2 separate regions of the Homo sapiens genome follow, and region 1 is linked to region 2. A link is a loop called in an ENCODE intact Hi-C map of the cell type or tissue named here. Cell type or tissue: HCT116. All regions are shown on one strand. Region 1 overlaps DNAH9 (dynein axonemal heavy chain 9). Region 2 overlaps TMEM220-AS1 (TMEM220 antisense RNA 1).

Region 1 (2,500 bases), 910 kb after region 2:
AAACATGTTAATATATCTGTACCTATATAGATATTTACCTGGCATATAGTGTTATAGACAATCATGTATTACTTCACAATGGGGTTATGTTCTGAGAAATATATCCTTAGGCAATTTCATCATTATGTGAACATCATAGAGTGTATTTACACAAACCTATGTCTGTGGTCTAGAGTATTGTTCCTAGGCTACAAATGCCCTATGGTCTAGCTTAGCCTAGGAGCAATACGCTCTATGATCAACACGCTCTATGATCAATATGCTCTATGATCAATACGTTCTATGATCAATACGCTTTATGGTCTAGCTTAGCCTATGATCAATACACTCTATGATCAATACACTCTATGGTCCAGTGTATTGCTCCCAGGCTACAAACCTGTGCAGCGAGTGACTGTCCTGAGTATTGCAGGCAATTGTAGCACTATACTAAGTGTTTGTGTATCTAAACATATCTGAACATAGAAAAAGTACAGCAAAAAATAAGGCATAAAAGATTTAAAAAATGGTACGCTTGTGTAGGACACTTACCATGAATGGAGCTCACAGGACTGGAAGTTGCTGTAGGTGAGTCAGTGAGTGGGTGGTGAGTGAATGCGAAGGCCTAGGACATTACTGTACACTTTTATACGATTGGCAGCACAGTAGGTTTGTTTACACCAGCATCACCACAGCCATGGGAGTAATGCGTTGCACCATGTCAACAGGCAATAGGAATTTTTCAGCGTCATTAAAATCTTATGGGACCGCAGTCACATACGTGTATATATGTTGACCAAAATGCCATTATGTGGTGCATGACTGTATATAACATTGATGGTCTTAAATACAGAAAATTACAGCACCTAGAATTTTTTCATATCTCAATTTCCCTTTTATTCAGATTTTTGAAGGACCTCACATACCTTGTGTGTGACTGGCTCAGCTAGGTGAGGGTGCTGGTGGAGCTGCGGGCAGGAAAGGTTATGAGAGCTCTGACACTTGCGGAGCTGCCTGCGTTTCAGGAAGTGCAGATGCCCTCTAGTGGCCAGAGTAAGATGTTCGCGAAGAAGAAAGGCTCTTTCAGGGCTGTTTGGAAACGAGCCAAGGAGCTATTCACGCTCTTCTTTGGAGACTGCAGTTTGTTCCTCGGATTATTACTTTAACTTCTTCTAATTCTGTGTCACTTTTTCTCTTTTGTACGAGTAGTTGCATGGAATCTGCAGAAGGAAAGCGAATGCAACAAAAATATGAAGATATGCTGTCATTGCTAGAAAAGTAAGCAACTTCTGGCATTGCGTGGGTCTGCAGATTGCACAGCCTCCATGCTGCCTTTTGCAGCTCCGAGTTTGTGCAGATTCCTCAGTGGCTCCGAAGTATCACTCTATGTTTTATGTTATAACCACGATATTTGTGAGTACAGTATTTCCGGGTTGCACACACACAGGGTATCTGGGGAATTCAGCTGTATTCTGGAAATAAATACTTTTCCAGTGTAGTTTTGCTGGGAGTGTGAACTAGAGCTAGGAGTGGGGTGCTACTCATGGAACTCCGAGACGGATGTCACGGAAAATTGCAACAGCTGCTTACTCAGCAGAAAGCAACAGTGCATGCTGCACAAAGAGGCAATAAGTTTTAAAAAGTACTTCCTGCATCATTTTATTGAGAAAGCATAAGAGTGAAAATTTTATATGACTTCAAAGTTGTAACTGCTTTAAAGCTGAATAAGTCTTTCCAGGGCTTAGGGTCTAGAAACAGCCATTGTCTTGATTTCTCCTTCTGCCATTTGTTCTTTCTCCTGGTTCAGGAGGGAAGAATGGTGGCCGTTGAGATTATAATTGTGATTATGCTTAGCATTGTTCCAGACAGATTAATTAACAGCACCTCTACCTGGCAAGTAACACACATTCCACCCCTTTTACCTCTAAAATAACTTCAAGTCCATCCACTCCTCTTTGTCTCCACCACCAGTGTCTTCACAAGAGACTGGAACTTCTCCAGGCTGAACTGCTGCAGTGGCTTCCTAACAGTCCTTGCTGCCTCCAGATCTGTTCCCCTCAGTACCCACATTGTTACCAAATCCAATAATGTCACCATAGCCACCACCAGCTGGGAGGCCTTGCGGTGGTTCTCACAGCCTCCTTAACATGACATGAAAAGTCTTCCTTGAGGTGGTTTTTGCCTCCTCGTCACCACCTCCAGCCTCTGCCATGCTCTGTAGTCCTTGTTTCAAGCACACAGTTTCAAGCATGCTGTTTCTCACCTCTACCCTTTGGCTACACCAGGAATGCTCACTCTCCCTTTGCCACCCAACCTCTGGCCATCCTCTGAGACCCAAGCAAGCATCCCTTCATCACCTCTCCTATGAAACCTTCCCTGACATTCTCCTTATCATCCCCAGCCTTCCACCTCTGCTATTAGGTGCCTGATGTCCTGTACATTTCTCTTTTTCTTTTTCTTTTTTTTTTTTTTTTTTGAGACGGAGTCTTGCTCTGTCGCCCAGATTGGAGTGCAGTGGCAC
Region 2 (2,500 bases):
AGCACCTACCTGGCCTCAATTAGAGTCGCCTGATCTCCTTAGGTGGGACTGTGGATGCTCTTCTCCTTATACTTTCACTTTTTTTTTCCCTTTATGGAAATTCTTAGTTTTTTTTGGGTGTGTGGGTTTTTTTGTTTTTTTTTTTTTGAGACAGAGTTTCGCTCTTGCTGTCCAGCCTGGAATGCAATGGCAGGATCTTGGCTCACTGCAACCTCCACCTCCTGGGTTCAAGCGATTCTCCTGCCTCAGCCTCCCGAGAAGCTGGGATTACAGGCATGCGCCACCACACCCAGCTAATTTTTTTGTATTTTTAATAGAGATGGGGTTTCTCCATGTTGGTCAAGCTGGTCTTGAACTCCTAACCTTAGGTGATCCGCCCACCTCGGCCTCCCAAAGTGCTGGGATTACAGGCGTGAGCCACCGCACTTGGCTGGAAATTCTTAGTTTTAATCTCGCAATAATTGTTCTGTGTGTATGTGTGTTGTTCATGCTCCTAGACTATGCCACAAATTTCAGAAGGTAAGGACTATAACCTGTTAATTTTTTCTTCTCTCCAGTAGCACCTGACATACCTGGATATAAACAATATCCAAGGTGAGTGGGGATACAATGAAATGTTGTAGGAATATTGGGTTTGGTGGTGGGGGATGTAATAGGTAGCGTCTTGAATTTACTGAGTTAGGCAGTATTCTAATCACTTCATATATATTAACTCGTCTTGTGCCCACAACAGATCTATTAGGTAGATAGTACTATCATCCCCATTTTATGGATAGAGAAACAAAGGCATACACTAGCTTTTAAGTACCCTGGTTAAGCAATAAGTGAGTCAGAAATTAGACTTCTTCAAGCTCATGGTGAGGCCTTCTGCAGGTTTATGAAGGGAGTGAGTGAAGTGGGCTCTCTCTCCCATGAGAGTGGAGCATTTAACTCAACAGCTACCCTGTTTCCATGAACTGGAGAGGGTGGAAGGGGTCATCTGTAGACCAGGGGCTCAATTCTCCAAAGGCTGAAGGGGTGATGTTTGAGGTCCTCCTTTGATGCCATTCTTCTTATGTCTTAGCTATTTTAAAGACCAGGAAGATTCTCCACTCATGCCCTTGACTTTTAGAGCCAATTAGATGAAGCTGTATTTGGAGGTAGGAAGAGAAGTTGAGTGACTTTGAAGCCATCTTCTCTCTGATCTTGACTTTCTGATTTTGGCCTGGGCTGTTGGAATTGTATGTGTCCACAAGATGGCGGACTTCTGCTGGGAATGGAGTCGTGCGGGCATGGAACGAAGGAGGGGAGGAGGGAAGAGTGGGCTGTGCCTCCCCTTGGCTCTCCCAGGAAGCCTGTGATGTAGACTTCTGGGTGGGTACGAGGTTGGCATCAGCTGGAGGTGAAGAAGTGCAAACAGAGCTTTACACTTGATCTTAACCAATAGGCGGAGAAGTGATTCAAATAGAACTTTGTACCAGGAAATATTCATCCCCAAACAAGGGTGTTGCAAGAAAAGAGCTAAGCTTTGCTGTGGTGCTGGCAGAGCTTGAAACTGCCACCCCAGTACTCCAGGAAATTCAGATATGCTTGAGAGGAGCAATCACTTCTAATGTAGGCGTACTCTAAAAGTAAATGATGATAACAACTATGAATTGATGAGTATTTACTGTAAGCCCAGCTACGGCCCTTTCACCTCCTGATATCTGAAAGCCACCACAATTTCTGAATTTTTACGTGTAAACTCATACCCACCCTCCTATCCCACAAGACCTGAGCCCCTCCGGTTTCCCTCTCTCACCCATTCAAGTGCTCCTTGTTATCAGTTGCTTAGGGCTGCCTTAGCAAATTATCACCAGCTTGCCTTAAAAGTAGGGGAATTTATTCTTTCACAGTTCTGTAGGCCAGGTACCCAAAGTCAAAGTGTCAGCAGGACTGCACTCCCTCTGAGGGCTCTGGGGTAAAGTCCTTTCTTGCTTTGACAGCTTCCAGTGGCTCCTTGTGGCCACATGACTCCAATCTCTTCACGTTACCTTCTCTGTGTCTGTCCTTCTGCTCTTCTTTTATAAGGCAATGTATCATCAGATTCAGGACCCACTTGGACAATGCAGGATGTCTCATCTTGAGATCCTCAATGTAATGTTTGCAAAGACCCTTTTGCCAAATAAGGTCCCATTCACAGGTCCCAGGGGTTAGGATGTAGACATCTCTTTATGGGAGCCACCATGATCATTGTAGAAACCTGGAAGTTATTCCTGACACCTCATCTTTCCTCCTCTCTCAGTCCACCACTGATTCTGGTGAACTTTTCTGCTCAGTAGTCCCCCATTTTTATTGCTGACACCTGGTCCCAGCGATCAGCATTTCCCCTCTTTGAACACATTAACCTCCTAACTGGCTTCCCACCCTGTTATGGACTGACTTGTGCTCCCCCTGCACTCCCTAGTTCATAAGTTGAGTATTTGGAGATAGGGCCTTTAAGGAGATAATGAAGGCCAATGAGGGAGTAAGGGTCGGGCCC

Evidence for each region. A loop is a pair of places that touch in the nucleus more often than their neighbours do. Peaks named below come from ENCODE experiments on the same cell type or tissue, not always from the same donor. Only the 100,000 strongest peaks of a DNase experiment are listed, where the experiment ranks them.
Region 1: it touches region 2 in a loop (11-fold over the local background); 2 of 110 quality-filtered maps call a loop at or near these places.

The regions. Positions count from the first base shown.
Region 1 is chr17:11,643,443-11,645,942 of GRCh38, forward strand. DNAH9 (dynein axonemal heavy chain 9) reads left to right here. Exons shown (of 69, transcript NM_001372.4): 11 at 1,189-1,257. Among named protein-coding and RNA genes, the nearest start is that of DNAH9, 46 kb to the left of the region's middle. In HCT116, CTCF peaks have their summits at 1,024 (motif pointing left) and 1,230; a DNase peak (open chromatin) is centred at 1,029.
Region 2 is chr17:10,736,045-10,738,544 of GRCh38, forward strand. All of the region lies in intron 1 of TMEM220-AS1 (TMEM220 antisense RNA 1), which reads left to right. Among named protein-coding and RNA genes, the nearest start is that of TMEM220, 7.3 kb to the left of the region's middle. In HCT116, a CTCF peak has its summit at 1,228 (motif pointing right); a DNase peak (open chromatin) is centred at 1,247.